2 separate regions of the Homo sapiens genome follow, and region 2 is linked to region 1. A link is an interaction called in ENCODE POLR2A ChIA-PET data of the cell type or tissue named here. Cell type or tissue: MCF 10A. All regions are shown on one strand. Links, peaks and the distances in the headings refer to the core of each region. The heading gives the core; the rest is flanking DNA. Region 1 overlaps PPP2R3A (protein phosphatase 2 regulatory subunit B''alpha). Region 2 overlaps MSL2 (MSL complex subunit 2).

Evidence for each region. ChIA-PET counts read pairs that join two places held together with the same protein. Peaks named below come from ENCODE experiments on the same cell type or tissue, not always from the same donor. Only the 100,000 strongest peaks of a DNase experiment are listed, where the experiment ranks them.
Region 2: POLR2A ChIA-PET joins it to region 1 with 16 read pairs; 23 of 35 experiments call an interaction of 5 or more read pairs at or near these places.

Annotation. Positions count from the first base shown.
Region 1 is chr3:136,131,611-136,149,042 of GRCh38, reverse strand. PPP2R3A (protein phosphatase 2 regulatory subunit B''alpha) reads right to left here. Exons shown (of 14, transcript NM_002718.5): 14 at 1,149-4,000. The coding sequence ends at 3,877. MSL2 (MSL complex subunit 2) reads left to right here. Exons shown (of 2, transcript NM_018133.4): 2 at 1-126. Among named protein-coding and RNA genes, the nearest start is that of MSL2, 56 kb to the left of the region's middle. In MCF 10A, for the core only: no CTCF peak of the experiment used is centred there; a DNase peak (open chromatin) is centred at 6,292.
Region 2 is chr3:136,191,898-136,194,397 of GRCh38, reverse strand. All of the region lies in intron 1 of MSL2 (MSL complex subunit 2), which reads left to right. Among named protein-coding and RNA genes, the nearest start is that of MSL2, 3.2 kb to the left of the region's middle. In MCF 10A, for the core only: no CTCF peak of the experiment used is centred there; no DNase peak of the experiment used is centred there.

The DNA of each region.
Region 1 (17,432 bases), core at 5,325-7,824:
CAATGATGAATTCAGGTTGTTTTTAGCACAAGTTTCTCTTTTTTATGCTGGTATTCTCACTGCCACATTTTTGGAAACCTGTATTACACCTTAAATCTATCAATAAATGATAGTTTTCTAATTCTATGTTGTAGAATACTGAAGAGTTTGGGATAGCATGCTCTGAATGGTCTGTATTATATACATCTGGGGAAGAGTAATCACAGTGCCTTGATTTTTATATTATTTTTCTTTATACCACGAGTTACTTAGGAATGCTGACAAATGGCTAACGAGGGATGATTGAGAGATTATTACTGAAGTAACTGGATTTACTTCATCAGGATTTGAAACCACCAAAGAACAGCAGCATTTAATAAGACACATCCTGAATTGTTGAGTCCTTGTTATTAATATAAATGATCAAATGATCTTTTACCTTAGGTAATAGTTTTAGAGCTGACAATTTTATCTTTTTGGTTAGCCTTATTAAGTCTGCATTTCCGGGAGGAGGTGTAGTATGGTCCTAGGGATAAAGAATTCCTTTTATTTCATTGTATTCTTAGTTAAAACAATTTATTGGTGACCTTGTTGAAGAAGAGTAAAAGTTTTATGGGAATCAGATGAAAAATAAATTGTCCATAACCATATCATAGATAAAAAACAGAAATGCTTTAGAAAATACTAAGTTCAAAGTATGGTATTTTATACTTTTCTCTTTTTAAAAAAATTAAAAGCTAGGCACAGTGGTGTGTGCCTGTAATCTCAGCTACTTAGGAGGCTGAGGTGGGAGGATCACTTAAGCTCAGGAGTTCGAACTCAGCCTGGGCAACATAGACCTTGCCTCTGAAATAAAATTTAGGTACCCCAAAACATGCCGTTACACATTCTTTTAAAATAATGCATTATAGATGAGGCTAAAGTCTACCTTGATTCCTGTGAACTCCGCCTCATTCACAAACCCTGGTCCTCTTCCCTATCCCCTGAAGAAATCATTTCTCAGTATATTGTCATTACTACAAAGACCTTTCTTTGTAGTTTTCACATGGGCTCAAAGAGTTATTCTCTGACATTCAAGCTTGTTTACAGTGTTACTCTTGCAGACAAAAAAATGAGGTGCAAATATGATTAAAAGCACAAGTGTGTAGTAATTACCTTAATGAACATGATTCATATTTGACAACTTTATTTAGTTTTGCTAAAAGGGAAAAACAAAGTCATGCAGCCTTCTCCAAACACATCTTAACATTTCAAAAAGCTGAGCAAATCTCATTTGATGAATCTAGAGTTTTATAAACACTTTGAATGGTACACAGTGACAAGATGCAGGGAAGATATATGGAATTTTATTAGTTTGATTACCTTGGTAATGTTATGCTATTAAACTCATTTCTCATTGAATTAGCATTAAGGTCATGATAACCCTCAGCTTTTATCAAGGGGCCTGGGATATTATAATAACTTGAAAATTCCAGTTTGGCAGTAATGATTATACTTAACCATGATCTTTACCAGAAAGTCAAATATATTCTACCTTAATTCCTCAGAATTCACATTCCTTGCATTCAGCTCCAAGGAAGGAGTACAATAAAACACATTCTTATAATTCCTGAAAATGTGATAATGTGGGTAAATTACAATAGCCCATTTTAAATGGAATGGTATTGATGGATGTACTTTTATAATAGAGACTTTGTAAGAGAATGGGGTCTTGCTCTGTCGCCTAGGCTGGAGTGCAGTGTCGTAATCATAGCTCACTGCAGCCTCGAAGCCTGGGGCTCAAGCGATTCTCCTGCCTCAGCCTCCCAAGTTGGTAGGACTACAGATGTGCACCACCATGCCCAGCTAAATTTATTTTTTGTAGAGACGGAGTCTCACTATGTTGCCCAGGCTGGTCTTTACTCCTGGGCTCAAGTGATCACCTCCCTTGGCCTCCCAAAGTGCCGGGATTACAGGCATGAGTCACCATGCCCAGCCAATAATTAAGAGACTTCAAAAACCAGATCAAAGTGAAAGCAAGAGGACTTCAGTAAGGAGAACCAAGGTAAAAAGGTAAAGCCAAATAGTTAAAAAAAAAAATGTATATTGTAAAATTGAATTTTTACTTTTTGGTGAATCTTATTAGTTTAGATCATTATGGATAATAAAACATTTAAACCATATCTGGCTTCTAAGAAAAGTATTTTTTTTTTTTTTGTATTTCTATCTGAAATGAAATAATTGCTTTTCTTCCCTGGTAAAGGCTGGATGGATTGGTAGGAGATTTCATTTATCACATAAATAATCTTAATCTTAATAATTTATCAGTGTGTTTAGATTTTGAATATTGTGTTTCCTAAAAATTATTTTTAAGCTTTTAATTCTTTTGTGTGAACTATTAGATAGTTGCAATAGTTACTGCTTTCTGTAATAGTTAAATGGAAGATCAGTTCTAATCATGAAGATAAAATGACAGGGAACTGGGAGCTTGTGACAGGCAGGATTCCTAGGATTGTTAACTCTCACTGTACTGTACCTTGTTTATAGCATATTTATTTCCTAAATTCTCCTTTTCTTTTTGCCTACCATAACTCTAACCCAAGGTTCATTTCACTGCTTGGCCTTTATGCCAGCAAGGAGGGAACCTAGGTAGGGTGGAAAGGGAAGCTATTCTTGACACTTTCAGAACTAGTTAAAAAAAAAATCTAGGGGAAAAGTTGATGACTGACAGATGGATATTAAGTTGCTTGGGGGTTTTACTTACATCAGAAATGTCTATCCTTTTTAATAGTTTCTTTTCAAGGATATTATAGGATTTGGCTGGACTGTGGCCTGCTGAAAAATGTAGGATTCTGTAGTGAATACATCTACAACTACAGTAAATAACAGCTTTCTTTTATAGCTGTATCATTTTCCATTTCCTTGATAAATACTGAGGTGGATGAAATATCTGTAGTAATTGTTTTCAACATGAAGTAAAGAATAACGTTGAGGCCTTTACTATTAGCTAGTCTAATACTCCTGGGAGGAAGGAATATATCTATCTAGTAAGAATTTTAATGTATCATTATTCCTTTATGTCTTCAAGCAGGCCTTCTGATAGGAAGTGAAAACAGTTATCAACTAATTTGGATATTAAATACATCATTCAATAGTTCAATGAATAAAAGATAAAAGTTAAAAGGGCTTTTTCCAAGTATGAGTCAAATTCTATACTTCATTTAAGAAGTGTTTTTTTATCTTGAGATTTTATATAAGATCCACAGTCAGGGAGGTTACCAGAGCTTGCCAGCAAAGTTGGAAGGCCCAGTGGTTACAATACCTGAGGATGTAAAGTGACTAGTAGTTTGGCAGGTAACTGTGAAATTACATTAAGCCAGGTAAGTTAAAGATCTTTGAACTCCAGTATACATAAAAGAAGTCTCTGAGATGTTTTGGCAGTGCTTTTATTACTAGGGCTAAGTCAATTCTGGAGGCCCTTACTACTTTTTCAAGTTCCAGAATTTTCTGACTCAAGTTTTCTGCAAGTGAAGGTTTCTTCTAGGCTCCATAGGAGCCCGGAGGGGACTCAGGGATGCCAGCCAACACAGAGGCAACTTCAGTCACCTGTGTAGAGAACCGTGCTTGGTACTGTCGCCAAGAGATCCTTGGTACATTCAAGAGTGTAGAGTGCTGACTTTGGAAGGCGATGGTACCACTTCTGAGGAGAAGCTCCGTAAGAGGTTTGAGGCAAATTGGAGGAGCCTCCTAAGTTAAATGTGTATCCAGACCTATTGCTTAAAAACAAAGTTCCTAGTGCAGATGATACACACTTGGAGAAATCAAAGTCTTTAAAAAGCAGTATGCAAACGAGAACATCTCTTCACAAGAAAGAAACATTTAAAATACACATCTTCGTTTCATTGTAGACACCGGCAGCTATTCTTCATCCACTGATTGAAGCTTTCCACATTTCTCTGGAAGGCTTGCACTTAATATTTTATTGCTTTTGTTTCCAAATTCAGAGGGAGAGGCAGGTTCATCTGTTTCATAATCTTCAAAGCTGAAATAACAAAGCAAAAGTGAATTAACTGATTGATTGATTAAAGTTTGGGTAGAAATCAATATGGCAAATCCGAGCCTCAAGACCAGCCCACAAAGGTACCTTGAATTGCTAAATGGAGGCCGTGAGCAACTCAACTGCCGTGAAGGAGGCAACACTCTAGAGCAGAAAACACATTCTTCTCCCTGTTCCTTAAAGCTTAAGTCCATGTCAGAATTTGTTGAAAATGTTCCGTATCAAGCTTTCCCTAGGGTGGTTGGTGGGAGTGAGAGAATTACAGATGGTGCTAGGTAAAGAAAAATTTGAGGTCCATGAAGTATGAGCATTACTTGACCTTATTAAAAGTGGTTTCCACTCAGAGTGGCAAACCTTTTTTTTTTTTGAGACGGAGCCTTGCTCTGTCACCCAGTCTGGAGTGAAGTGGCACGATCTTGGCTCACTGCAACCTCTGCCTCCCAGGTTCAGGCGATTCTCCTGCCTCAGCCTCCTCAGTAGCTGGGACTACATGCATGCGCCACCACACCTGGCTAAGTTTTGTATTTTTAGTAGAGATGGGGTTTCACCATGTTGGCCAGGCTGGTCTGGAACTCCTGACCTCAGGTGATCTGCCCACTTTGGCCTCTCAAAGTGCTGGGATTACAGGCTTGAGCCACTGGTCGGCCAGAGTGGCAAACTTTCTCAACTCTCAGATTGCTTTATAGCTTCCCTCCGTGGCTTCCAAGCAACACAAAAAGATGTTCAAGTATGTAGGTTGAACTGACTAAAGTGCATTTATGGATTTCCCATCATTCTACTTTTTAGGTCTCTATAGCATACCTGGACCTGGATACTCATCCTGGGAAGATGTCCTTCTGCTAAACCTTTTAGGTGTTGCTGGTATCCCCTGAATTCTGTATCCTCCAGGCTACCCCTAAGGTTGGCTTTAGGCAGAGATGAAATATTTTCTCTTGGAAATGATGTGGCTGCCTGAAATATTGATAAATATTCTGAGGCTATATCTCTGAGCCTCATATGTAGATATGTACATCAGAAAAATGTACATCAGCAATGTCTATTATAGTATTTGACATCACTGGCTTAGCCCTTGCAGGGATCTCCCACAATATTTAAGCAGGAATTTGTGGACATACAGTCCCTTCATCAAAAAGGTACCAATTGGGGCCAATTAGTGAGGGAAAATATGCTGAGGTAGGTATATACAGTAAGTGGCACCTATTCAAGTTCCTAAAACATTGTGTGTGTTTTTTCTTTTGAGATGGAGTCTCGCTGTGTCGCCCAGGCTGGAGTACAGTGGGGCCATCTTGGCTCATTGCAACCTCTGCCTCCCAAGTTCAAGTGATTCTCCTGCCTCAGCCTCCCGAGTAGCTGGGATTTACAGGCATGTGCCACCATGCCCGGGTAATTTTTGTATTTTCAGTAGAGACAGGGTTTCACCATGTTTGCCAGACTGGTCTTGAACTCCTAACCTCAAGTGATCCACCTGTCTCGGCCTCCCAAAATGCTGGGATTACAGGCATGAGCCACTGCGCCCAGTCAACATCTTTTTGTTTTTGAGATGGAGTCTTGCTCTGTTGCCCAGGCTGGAGTGCAGTGGCATGATCTTGGTTCACTGCAACCTCTGCTTTCTGGGTTCAAGCAATTCTCCTGCCTCAGCCTCCCAAGAAGCAGGGATTACGGACGTATATCACCACTCCTGGCTGGTTTTTGTGTTTTCTTAGTAGCAACAGGGTTTCGCCATGTTGGCCAGGCTGGTCTTCAACTCCTGACCTCAGGTGATCCACCCCCATCAGCCTCCCAAAGTGCTGGGATTAAAGGTGTGAGCCACTGCACCCAGCCTAGGCCAACATTTTTGAATAGAGGTTAGAGGTTTAAACCTTTTAAAAAGCTTACTTGATAGAAAATTGTTCCCTATGACTACCAGTTTATGATACTGTCAAAAGTTATAATTTGTTCATTTAATAAAAATATTCCATTCCATTCTTGTTTCCACTCCTCTTCCCCCATCTCCTTGAGGCCTCAATGCGGCATGGGATGTGCTGGATAAGGAGGCAATAGGAGAGGAACTTTCCGCTAATGCAAGTGAAATGGTTGATGGCAGAGCCTCTGTTCTGGGGAACAAAATTCTCAAAACCAATGCTGCTGATTTCTTGTCAGGATGGGAGCATCTTCCCCTTGGTGCCCTAACGTGTTGTCTGTAAGCTATCAGTGTTAAATACCTCAGTGTAGGTCTATGAATAACGCATATTTTCAGAGTTAAGTGTGAAGTGTGACTCATTCAGTAAATATTTGAACTCCTGTTGCTAAGTGTCAGAGCCAAATGCTAGGATTATAATGATGAAAAAGACTGAATCAGCCCTCTCCTCACAGCACTTGAAGCCTAATGGAGACCTTATGGAGTTAGGGGTTAAGTGATTTAGGCTTAGAGCACAGGCTTTGGAGTCAGACTATAAAAGTCAGGTTCCAATCTGGGTTTGATCACTTAATGTGATTTTGGGCATGTTGGTGAGTGACACCTAATCCTATATTGGGGGAGGGATTATACATTTTTGTGTATGTCATTTTTGAATAAAACATTTGCAAAAGGAAGTTCATTCAATAACCCTCCTTTGTCAGCATCCTGGAGACTCCTCTTAATTTTGGTGGTTCTCAACTAGGGTGATTTTGTCCCCCGCCGCCAGGGGACATTTGGGCATGTCTGGAGACATGTCTGTGTCTTGACTGTCACCACTGAGTGGGTCCTACTGGCATCTAGTGGGTAGAGTGCAGGGATGGTGCTAAACATCCTACAATGTGCCGTATGTCTCACAATAAAATTACCCATCTTAGAACTCTTGCTCCTTCAATGCCAGTGCGTCCCAGGTTCTGGACTAATAAGCTCTTCTCGTTTTGTACTTCCCTGGTAAGCTTAGTCTTTCCCATGGCTTTACTCACTGCCTACTCACCTGTGGTTTCCAAACTATGTCCAGCCTCAGCCTCTTTCTAAGCTGGAGAACTCCATATATCCAGCTGCCTACTATATAGATGGCTCTTTCAGAACAGCAGCATGTATAAACTTGAACTCATCTTTCCCACTGCCCTGGTTCTCCCTATTTTAGTCAATGGCACTGTCATCTGCCCACTCAAAGCCAGAAACTCGGTTATCCCAAGTTCCTCTTTCCTCACCTCACTACAGTTGACCATATGGATACAACCCTGCCTCTTCCTCCCTACCACCACTGGCTTAAGTTCAGGGTACCATACTTTCTTGTTTGGATTACACTCTTGCCACATATCCTTTGCTACTGCCATACCAGGCTGTTTATAGTGTTGGAATAGGTTATGGTCTTGGGACCTAATGCCACTGTACATGTTTTTCAATTGCCTGAAATGCCCTTCCCTCTTTGGCTAGCTTGTGTTCATCTTTTAATCTGAGATGTCATGTACAGGTTTTCTGATTATTCACTCCTGAATTAATTAACCACATCTCTGATTCAGATGTATGTAATGGCTTCCTTATTTGTCTCCCTACTTCTGTTCTTGCACTTCCACTAATCTGGCAGAATAATCTTCAGAAAACCTAAGGGGTAGGGATTATATCACTCCCTTGCTTAACAATTTTCAGTGGCTTCCCTAGGCCCTGCATGATCTGGCCCCTGCTAGACTTTGTAACCACATCTCCCTCTGTTGCTCACTATATTCTGGCCATACTAGGCTTTAAAAATCTCCCCAACATGCTGTTTCCTGCCTCAAAATCACTGCACACAGTCACATATTTTACTCCCTGCCTAGGACATTTTTGCTGTTTTTTCTTTTCAACCTTTTAGGTGTTATCAACTACTCAGAAAATTCTTCCCTCAGCACCATAAGTTGCAACTCCTTGTCCATTACTGGTTCATCTTATTTATTTGTCTCCTTCATATTTACATAATTAAATCTGTTCCTCACTTGATTGTAAAGTGTCCGTTTTGTAACTCACTAATTTCCTTGGGCTATAGTACAGTGATTGGCACTAGGTGCTCAAAATGAATTGCTGAATGGAAAGTGATGTCCTAATGCTCTTGTGAAACAATGTGTAGAGTTGCCGGGACAGGATTGGAGTCAGTAAAATGGTAAGAGTGCAGAATTCATTCATGATCATTCATTCATTCATTTATTTTTGAGACAGAGTCTCGCTCTGTCGCCCAGGAGGGCAACGGCGTGATCTCGGCTCACTGCACCCTCCGCCTCCCAGGTTCAAGCAATTATCCTGCCTCAGCCTCCTGAGTAGCTGGGATTATAGGCGTGTGCCACCACAACCGGCTTTTTTTTTTTTTTTGAGACTGAGTTTTGTTCTTGTTGCCCAGGCTGGAGTGCAGTGGCGCGATCTCGGCTCACTGCAAACTCTGCCTCCGGGGTTCAAGCGATTCTCCTGCCTCAGCCTCCCAAGTAGCTGCGATTACAGGCATGTGCCACCACACCTGGCTAATTTTGTATTTTTAGTAGAGACAGGGTTTCTCCATGTTGGTCAGGCTGGTCTCAAACTCCCGACCTCAGGTGATCCGCCCGCCTCGGTCTCCCAAAGTGCTGACATTATTACAGGCGTGAGCCACTGAGCCCGGGTTTTTTTTTTTTTTTTTTTTTTAAAGAGTCTCACTCTGTCACCCAGGCTGGAGTACAGTGGCATGATCTTAGCCTCAAACTCCTAGGCTCAAGGAATCCTCCTGCCTTGGCCTCCCAAAGTGCTGGGAATTATAGGTGTCAGCTACTGAGCTTGGCCTCACAATTCATCTTGAGTCAGATCTGTTAGAACCTTAATCTTTATCCTGCTCTCCAGGAATTCTTGAGAACGTGGAGAACAAAGTATGTTAACTGACTCCTTCTGCATGGCCACTTCTGGGTTCAGTGGTATTCCCCGGGGCTCAAATGAAGATTATTTTATTAGGTGTTTTCTGTTAACTGGCCATTTTTGAATGAACAGAGGGGTCAGAGGATTAAAGCAGAACTCACAGGGTTCACAAACAATTTACTAGAAATCATAGGTATCAAATTGAGAACATATTCTTTTTTTTTTTTTTTTTTGAGACAGAGTCTCGCTCTGTTGCTCAGACTGGAGTGCAGTGGCACTATCTCAGCTCACTGCAACCTCCACCTCCTGGGTTCAAGCGATTCTCCTGCCTCAGCCTCCTGAGTAGCTGGGATTACAGGCATGCACCACCACACCTAGCTAATTTTTTTTATTTTTAGTAGAGATAGGGTTTTCACCATGTTGGCCAGGCTAGTCTTGAACTCCCAACCTCAGGTGATCCGCCTGCCTCGGCCTCCAAAAATGTTGGGATTACAGGCTTGAGCCACCATGCCCAGCTGAGAACAAACTCTTTTTTTTTTTTTTTTTTGAGATGGAGTCTCGCTCTGTCACCAGGCTGGAGGGCAGTGGCGTGATCTCGGCTCACTGCAACCTCTGCCTCCGAGGTTCAAGCGATTCTCCTGCCTCAGCCACGTGAGTAGTTGGGATTACAGGCACATAACACCATGCCCAGCTAACTTTTGTATTTTTAGTAGAGATGGGGTTTCACCATGTTGGCTAGGATGGCCTCGATCTCCTGACCTCATGATCCCCCCCCTCGGCCTCCCAAAGGGCTGGGAGTACAGGTGTGAACCACCGCACCTAGCCTGAGAACAAATTCTCTAACATAGTTTTGTTAGCATGAGGGGATATGGTGGTTCATGTAATTTGGCCAGCAACACCACTGCCTTTAGAAACTTACTTCCCTAAGTAAGTCTTCCCTTTCAGATGAGCAGTTTCTGGGCAAAAGCATTAAGGCGGGCTCTGCAGATTCCTGGGATGGAAATATAAAAGTTGGAATGAGCAGAGATAATGACTGGGACATAAATTGTTTGACAAAGGATTGTATGCAGTTTCAGGGTGTTGTCTGGGAGTTATGTTTTGATTCCAGTTTCCAGGATTCTGACTATTTACAGGGACAAAGGAATAGAATATTTGATTCAGGGATTATCTGGGCATATCTAAGACACATGGTACCTATAGGCATAGAATAAAATGTTCAATATTTTGGCCTGGCATGGTGACTCATGCCTGTAATCCCAGCACTTTGGGGGAGGCCAATGTGGGCAGATCACCTGAGGTTGGGAGTTCGAGACCAGCCTGACCAACATGGAGAAACCCTGTCTCTACTAAAAATACAAAATTAGCTGGGCGTGGTGGTGCATGCCTGTAATCCCAGCTACTCGGGAGGCTGAGGCAGGAGAATCGCTTGAACCTGGGAGGTGGAGGTTGCTGTGAGCTGAGATTGTGCCACTGCACTCCAGCCTGGATGACAAGAGCGAAACTGTCTCAAAAAAAAAAAAAAAAAAAAAAAAAAAAAAAAAAATTCAATATTTCTCTAGTTTGGAGTCTATAATGCTTCAGAAATACAAGTGTGTGATTTATCTTTATACTTTTAAGTTAAAAATAGATATCCTAAGCCACTTATATAAAATGGATTAGCTGAAATTTTGGAAGTTGGATATTTGGTTCACTGAATTTCCTTAACCCATCCAGTGACCAGAAAATCTTTAGTTTCAACTCTTGTTGAAGTTTCCTAATATGTACCACTTGCTTTCCTGTCCCAGGAAGTAGATTTCACTTCAGTTTTGATGGTTAAAGGAACTCTTGCAGTTCTTCAGAATCATGAGCTATCAACTGTTAATTCTTACTCATTGTGGATGTAGACAGCATAAAAATGTGGGCTAAATATATTCTAATTATGAACTGGAAGGACGCGGTCTGAATTCATGTTTATTACCAAGCACAGTGCCTGGCATAGAGTAGGTACCAGTAAATATCTGTTGAAATAAATTAAAATTGGGCTTTGATATGGTTCGTTCAATGTGGAAAAAAATAAAACATTAACTTCAGGCCCACGTAGAGGCTCTGTTTATTAAGCATTAAAAAATAATTCTAAACTCATATATCTGTAATATTATAACTCATGTTTTAGAATATTAATTCATGTCATTCCTTCTTTTTCTTTCCCTATACCCTAATATATACACACAAGCCTCCATTCTCCCTGTTTCCCTGTTCCTCTCCTACATTCTCCCACCTCACTGAGGAGAGTTGGGCTTCATACTTCTCACTAGTTACATTCCTGGACGATTGCTCTAATGGGTTTCTGGCTGGCTTTCTTTACCTATAGTGCCTTAGTTTCCAGTGCTGATGGATGTAAATGTAGATCTCTGACAGAGGCCGGGCGCGGTGGCTCACGCCTGTAATCCCAGCACTTTGGGAGGCCCAGGTGGGCGGATCACGAGGTCAGGAGATCGAGATCGTCCTGGCTAACACGGTGAAACCCCGTCTCTACTAAAAATACAAAAAATTAGCCGGGTGTGCTTGCAGGCGCCTGTAGTCCCAGCTACTCGGTAGGCTGAGCCAGGAGAATGGCCTGAACCTGGGAGGCGGAGCTTGCAGTGAGCGGAGATCGCGCTACTGCACTCCAGCCTAGGCGACAGAGCGAGCCTCCATCTCAAAAAAAAAAAAAAAAAAAAAAAAATCTCTGACAGAGTAATTCATATATTTTTAATATAAAGGAAAAAGCTGCCTTTAAAAACATTCAATAGAAAACAGTTCTAATCTGCCCAAATGTCCAATAATAGGGAAATGGATGTGAGTTACTGCTTGAGAACACTGAAGCACTAAAATTCCTGTTTTTGAACACATTAGTAACAAGTGTTAAAAAGAAATATACCAAGTATAAAATAATGGTTATCCCTGGATCATTGAACCAAGAGTGATTTTAATCTCTTTATATTTTCCATTTTTTCAAGTATTAGTCAAATTGGCAGAAAAGCTTGTTTCTGATTATTGAGGGTCTCAGTTTCTTAGGATAGTAACATGGAAGACCCTTTAGCCTTCTTTACATAATTTCTGTGGTGTTTTTAATGTACTCCATTGCATAAACCATAAGAATGTTAATTATAAATATGGTATCATAACCTGTTATCTTCATATAGGTAACACATTTAGTTGACTTGGATTAAGTAACTGGTACCCTGTCTTTCTGGCTTCTCTTACGAGGGTTGAGTTTATATAAATGCTGTTGTATGCTGTGATCACTTTGTGTGCTAGACATGTTAATTTGCAATGTTTACAGCCTCATACTTACGGAAGCTTTGGTCTTGCTTCACCTCACTGAGACCTGCAGTGATTACGAGGTTACTTACTGAAGACATTACATAAGTACCAGTCTTGAAATCAGGAGGTACAGATGCTTAGCACAATGGCTACCTGTGATTGTTGTTAGATGGTAAAGTAGGTGGAGGATTTTAAGTTGTTTTTGGAGGGCCAAATCATCTGGACTACTGTAGATATCCTTGTAGTGAGGGTGGCTGCTGTATTGCTGTGGTCTGTGCCTTTCAGTAAACATTTGCTGAGGACCTCCTACGTAACAGTTTGCCAGGTGCTGGGACTACAAGACTAAGAAAACGTTCTTGGCCCCTGAGGAGCTCACAATCTAATGGTAAAACAAATAGCTCCATTTTTTTTTAGCATTAATATACCAGACACTGTTAGATTCATTATATACATTATCTCTTAATTCTCAGTACAATCCTGCTGTTCATGCAACAGATATTTACTGTGTCAAGCAGTAAAATGTGCCCTAGGAGTGAAGGGAACAAGATAAGGGATAGAATGCTAATGTTACAGCTGAATAAACTCTACTTCAGAGAGGTTAGGTAATGTGATCACAAAAGTGGTAGCAATAAATAGCCATTGTTTATTGATTACACAGACACTATGCCTAAGGGCCTTATATTATATACACTGTCTTATTTAATCCTTAAAACAGCTCAGTGTGCCAAGTCGTACCCTTATTTTTATAGAGGATGCTGAGGCTTGGATGCCTGAGATTACACAGCTTGTGTGATAAAGCAAGGATTTGAAGTTAGGTTCGTCTAACTTCAAATTTCATGCTCTTAACCATGATGTTTTTTATATATATATATATATATAATTTTTTTTTTTTTTTTTTTTTTTTTTTTGAGACGGAGTCTTGCTCTGTTGCCCAGGCTGGAGTGCAATGGCATGATCACAGCTCACTGCAACCTCCACCTCCTTCCTAGGTTCATTCAAATGATCCTCCCGCCCCAGCCTCCCAAGTAGCTGGGATTATAGGCACACATCACCACGCCCAGCTAACTTTTAGTAGAGATGGGGTTTTGCCATGTTGGCCAGGCAGGTCTCGAACTCCTGGCCTCATCTGCCTGCCTCGGCCTCCCAAAGTGTTGAGATTACAGGCGTGAGCCACTGCAGTGGGCCCATGATGTTACATTGTATTTCTCCTATATGGAGTAGTAATAGCTACTATTTATCATGAGCCATGTGCCAGGTGTTTACATATAATATCTTAGATTCTCACAACCACCTCAGGAAGTGGATGCTGATGCCTTCTGAAACTGAGCCTCAGGAGTCAAGTAACCTGCCCAGCTGGTGAGTGGACCAGATCTGTCTGGCTCCTAAGCCTCTGGTCTTTCTGTGGTACTAACATTCCTCCCTTTCTGATACCTGAGTCTGGCAATTTCTGTTTGACAATTAGACTCTCCCTGACATATCTGTGATTCTTTCTTGAGATGAAACCCTAGTTGATTTAGCCTTGGGAATTTAGGTCTGGCCTTGCTTTTGCACGAGTTGGTCAGTTGTTATTCCTGTAAACGGGCTTTTTCCTTTCCTTTCCTTTGTTCACATTCTAGTGCTTGCTCTATAGACTGTGGCTGTTGTAAGCCTCCTTGCCCCTTGGGACCTCATAACCCACATGTGTTCTGTGTAGGCCTTATCTTATCTCCCACAACAGAAGTGGGGTATCCAGCAAGCAGCAAGAGCCTCTCATATACAACGGTTGAATTTCACTCCAGCTGGTCTCTGCGTCTCCTCTTGTGACCCCTCCTCACCTGTGCTTCTGTCTGCAACCCCCTGCCTCCTCTTTCTTCCTTCCACTGGCACGTTCTCTCAGTGCTACCACAACTTGAAAAAAACTTTCGCTTGAGCCAATTATTTATTCTCTTTAGATGCCACTAGTTTCTCTTTTCAGATGAACATGTCTATTTGTTTAGATCTGCTATCTATTTCTTCTTCCTTTAAAGCAGGTTATAAAACAATAGTAATATTTTTTGTAAAATACATGATCTAGTTGCACAGAAATGTATAGAAGGGTATACTCCAAAGTGATAAAACAGCCTGTCTTTGGGTGGTGAATTTTAGGTGTAGATTTTTGTTTATATTCTAACTCTTCTGCAATGAACATGTATTACCTATATAAACAGATAAAGGAGAAAAATAATTTTTTCCCATTTGTTAAAGTAATACAGTACACGCTCATTACATGAACCTTTATAAATTATAGAACAGTATAAAAAACCAAATTACTTGCAATTCCACAGCCCAGAGTTAATGACTGTTAATATTTTGGGGTGTTATCTTTTAGCTTGTGTATATACATACACACATTTTAAGTACTGAGATTATATCACAATTTTGTAATCTGGATTTTTCTATGAAATTAAAAATTTTCAAGTACATTTCAATAGCTGCATGTTATGACACAGATACCATGACTTATTTAACCATTCTATATTGAACATTTGTGTTGCTTTGAATTTATTTTAGAATTACCTGTGACCAGTGCCAATTGTTTAGATTACACAATTCTATCCAAATTTCTGATTATTTACAATAGATACTCAGAATTACTATCAGGGAGTCAAAGGGCATAAATTCAAGTTGTTGCTACATATTGTCAAATTACTTTCCAGGGACACTGGGGCAATATGCTTTTACCAGCAATGTTTGAAAGTGCGTGTCTTCCTGCAGTAAGCCTAGAGTGAGGTGTTTCTGCAATTTGTTTCTTCTATGAGACAGCAGTGAAGACACTATATTTTAACTGCATCTGTCTGTCTTCCCATCCTGTCTTGCATTTGCCAGTATCCAATAATGCTTAATATACAGTAGTAATGCAAACATTTATTGAATATTATCCTTAAAACTTATGTTTTAAAAATTGCTGCCAATTTAATAAGCTGAAGTTTTTTGGCTCTTGCTTTTTTAAAAACAGCTTTATTTAGGTTAATTTACATACCATAGATTTTACCAATTTTAAGTGTTCAGTGCATTTTAGTAAATTTCTTTTTTTTTTTTTTTTTTGAGATGGAGTTTCACTCTTGTTCCCCAGGCTGGAGTGCAATGGCACAATCTCAGCTCACCATCATATGGTGGAATGTTATAAAAAATACATATATTTAAAAATATATATATATACATATTTATTTTTGTCCTTGCTTGAAAGTCTCTCATGAAAAGATGTATTTTGCTTTATCAGTTCACCAGTTTGATGGACATGTGGATTATTTCCAGTTTTGAGCTACTAGGAATAATGCTGTTATGAACACTGGGTGAGCTTTTCTCTTAGGTAGATTTCTAGGAGTGAGATTATTGATTCATAAGCCAAATGTATGTTTAACTTTTTAAGAAACTGCCAAACTTTTCTAAAGAAGCTGTATAGTTTTACATCCTTACCAGCCCAATGTATGAGAGTTTTGGTTTCTCCACATTACTGCCAACTGGTGATTTTAGTTGTTCAAGTGGCTGTGTAGTATATCTCACTGAGGTTTTAATTTGCAATTTCCTAATGTCTAATAATACAGAACATCTTTTCATACACTTATTTACTGTTTGTACCTCCTTTTTAGTGTGTATTCACATGTTCTATTTAAAAAATTGAGATATTAGTCTTTTTGTTATTTAGAGTTCTTTACATATTCTGGATATGAGTTCTTTATCAGAATGTTTTGGAAATATTTTCTCCTGGTCTGTTTTTTCATTTTCTTAATGGTGTCTTCTGAAGAGCAATCGTTTTTAATTTTGAAGGAAGTCCAATGTATCAATTTTTAAAAATTACTCTTGCCCAACCCAAGGTCACAAAGATTTTCCTTTGTTTTATTCCAGAAGCTTTGTAGTTTTAGCCCTTACAGTTAGTTCTATGATTCCTTTTTAATTATTTTTATATTTAGCACAAGATATGGATTGGGGTTCTTTTTGGCACATGGATATCCAATTATTTTAGCATCATTTTTGAAAAGACTATCTTTTCTCTTTTGGTTGAAAATTAGTTGGAGTGTTACACTGATCTCTGTGTATATATATACCAGTGCTACAATGTCTTGATGATTGGTTTACAGTACATTTTGAAATCAGGTAATCTAGTCCTTCAACTTTGTTCTTTTAAAAAAGTGTTTTGGCTATTCTAGATATTTTTCATTTTCTATACAAGTTTTAGGATTAGTTTACTAATTTCTACACCAAAAGTCTGCCGGGATTTTGATAGGGATTATGTTAAATCCGTACATCGATTTGGGGATAATTGACATTTTAACAACGCTGAGCCTTCTAATCTTTCCAGTTATTTAGGTCTTCTTTAATTTCTCTCAGCATTGTTTTTTTAGTTTCATTGTACAAGTATTATTATTTTATTATATTTATTCCTATTTTTCATATTCTTTTTGATATGACTGTGAATAGAATTATTCTTTTTATTTCAATTTCATCACTGGAGGGGCTCATTGCTAGTATATAGAAATACTGTACTACTGATTTTTGTGTATTGAGCTTGTATTCTGAGATTGTGCTAATTCACTTAATAGCACTGGTATCTTTTATGTAGATTCCTTAGTTTTCAATTTGTAGGTCACATCATCTGTGAATATACAGTTTTACATCTTCCTTTCCAATCTGAATGCCTTTAAAAAGTTTTTTTCTTGCCTTACTGCCCTGGCTAGGACCCCCCAGTTACAATTGTTGAGTAGAAACAGTGAGGAATAGAAACATCCTTGCCTGGTTCTTGATCTCAGGAAAAAGGCATTCGTTTTTTTTTTATTATACTTAAAGTTCTAGGGTACATGTGCACAACGTGCAGATTTGATACATAGGTATACATGTGCCATGGTGGTTTGCTGCAGCCATCAACTCATCATTTACATTAGGTATCTCTCCCAATGCTATCCCTCCCCCAGCCCCCCCCACCCCCTGACAGGCCCTGGTGTGTGATGTTCCCCGCCCTGTGTCCATATGTTCTCATTGTTCAATTCCCACCTATGAGTGAGAACATGCGGTGTTTGGTTTTCTGTCCTTGTGGCAGTTTGCTGAGAATGATGGTTTTCGGCTTCATCCATGTCCCTGCAAAGGACATGAACTCATCCTTTTTTATGGCTGCATAGTATTCCATGGTGTATATGTACCACATTTTCTTAATCCAGTCTATCACTGATGGACATTTGGGTTGGTTCCAAGTCTTTGCTATTGCAAATAGTGCCACAATATGTTTATATGTGTGTATGTGTCTAAGCAGCATGATGTATAATCCTTTGGGTATATACCCAGTAATGGGATTGTTGGGTCAAATGGTAATTCTAGTTCTAGATCGTTGAG
Region 2 (2,500 bases), core at 1-2,500, 51 kb before region 1:
CTGGTGAGACTTTTACTTACCACTTTTTCATTTTGTGGTTTAATATACTTTGGCTTTGTCGAGGGTTATTTTAGATGTTTTTGTTAAAAAAAATTAACTCGTGGTGGGTAGGATACTTTAATTTTTAAGATAGAAGAGATATGCTAAATTGTCTAAGGAAAATATCTCAAAAGTGATAATTTGAATGTTAACTGTGCGTGTGTAATAATTACTTGCTTTTCGAAAAACCTGGACTGAAACGTTAATACAAAAGAAAGGGCAACTGCCAAAGCAGTAATATGCATGCTCCACTTAATATTCTATCCTAAATTTTGAAGTTTTGATGATCCACTTGTTTAGTCAGAACCTGGGAAATTCAGGCACGTTAAGGTTTCCACTTTATTTAAAAGTAGATAAAGGAAGAAGAGTAATTTGGGACAGTTGTGGCTGAAGGGAGAAATAATATTCATTTGAGGTTTATCCAGCATTCTCTATCTAGATCCTGAAGCAAGACACTGAATGGGTGCAGAAGAGGTGGCGGTGGTGTTTTTTGCAAGACAGGTACTTAAGGTCATAAACATTTAAGTAACTGAGTAAGTCATTAAGTGCTACTCTGACTGGTGACAGACACTTAACACCTTAGAGGAATAGTCGCCCAGGGCAAATCACCTAACTGCCCTGGGCCTCAGTTTCTTGATGTGTAAAATGATAATTTTCGGCTAGATTCAGTTTCCTTTCAGCTTAAGTTTTACAAATGTAAGTGTATCAAGAGTTTGCCTGGTTTCATGGTAACCTCTCACTCTACTCCCACTTTTATGGAGTGCTTTTTTTTTTTAATGTCCTCACATATTTTGATGGTTTGAGGACTGAGGAAATGGAGCTGCCATAACTTCCTTCTCCATATACTTTTTTTTTTCTTTTCCTTTGGTGCCGGCCGTAGGGTGCTACTATGGTGAGGTAGGGGGAAGAGGAAGGGCCCACTCTGTCCTGCTGAAACAGCATTTGAGAGTGATGTCATTATCAGTTAACATTTGTAGAATCTGGTAGGTCCCCTGTTTACTAGATGGGTGAAACTTAGCTCTCTAATTTAAGTGGGAAATGGTAGTTTTGAGTTGTGCAGACCACCACTATCCTAAAACTGTTAAGAACCTCAGAGGTTTTAAGTTCCTATTAATAGCTTTCGGATGGTAGTGGTGGTCTAATTGAACATTTTCCCAAGTTCTAACCTGGACTTTAAATAATGGAATTAAAGATAAAAAAAACCCACTACATTTAAAAGTCCAACTGGAGCCTTTTTTATTTTTATTTTTTGTCAGTCTTGGCAACACAAGGGGAATTTTTCTGACAGGGCTTTCTTATTTCACATCATCCTATGGAAAAGATCGTGAGTTCTGCTTCTCCCTTATGATTGAGTAGCTGGCATGGTTTCAGTAATAGGGATGTAGGTTCAGGTTTTTTTCCTCCCATCTCTTTGGACGTAAGTCTATGATTATAAAGACATAGAAAAAAAATCAGTTATTTGAATTCAGCCCAGCATTGACATATTTTTGTACCAGGTATGTACTAGACTTTTTTCCTTAGCTGAAAAGCATTAGTGCATTCAAATTCGTGGATGGGCAGTCTTATTTCATGAAGATAATGCATTTGTAAAAATGAAGTTTAATTCTGTTGTAATGCTTAATTAGGGAATTTGTTTCAACACGTCCTGTAGATTTGACCCGCTACTACCTTTTCATCCTTTTATTCAACTGTGGTTTTACATAATTCTCTTTTAACTGGATTGATATTTTTGTCCTTTCAAACATGCTTTTTTATATCTTTTTCTTTTTTTTTTTATCTTTGCTTTCTTAATTTTCTTCTGCCTAAAACACTACTTTTTTCTAAAGGCCTAACTCAACTCCCTGCCTCCTTGGTGAAGTCTTCCTTGCTCACTGCAGCAAAAAGTTACTTCTGGCCAGGTGCCTGTAATCCCAGCACTTTGGGAGGCCAAGGTGGGCGGATCGCTTGAGGTCAGGAGTTGGAGACCAGCCTGGCCAACATAGTGAAACCCCATCTCTACTAAAAATACACAAATTAGCTGGGTGTGGTGGCAGGTGCCTGTAATCCCAGTTACTCAGGAGGCTGAGGCCGATCTCCAGACATTGCTTGAACCTGGGAGGCAGAGGTTGCAGTGAGCCGAGATCGCACCACTGCACTCCAGACTGGGCAACAGAGTGAAACTCCGGCTCAAAAAAATAAAAAAGTTATCTTTCTTGTCTAAACCTTCTGTAAACCTTTGTTCCAGTCATAAGATACTTATATCTCCTTTGAGTGCAGATTTTGTATCAGTCTGATTTTCTTGATACATATAATAAACTTTTTAGGGAAGACATTGTTTTTTCTTTTACAGTTTTGTATTTCTTCTGCTTCACATTCTTTCCTGCCTGGTGACTTACATGTAGGTGTTTATGACAGCCTCAGAGGAAGAGGTGAGGGAGGGAAAAAGCCCTTCAAACTTTGCAATTAGGTTGAAATTTGGCTT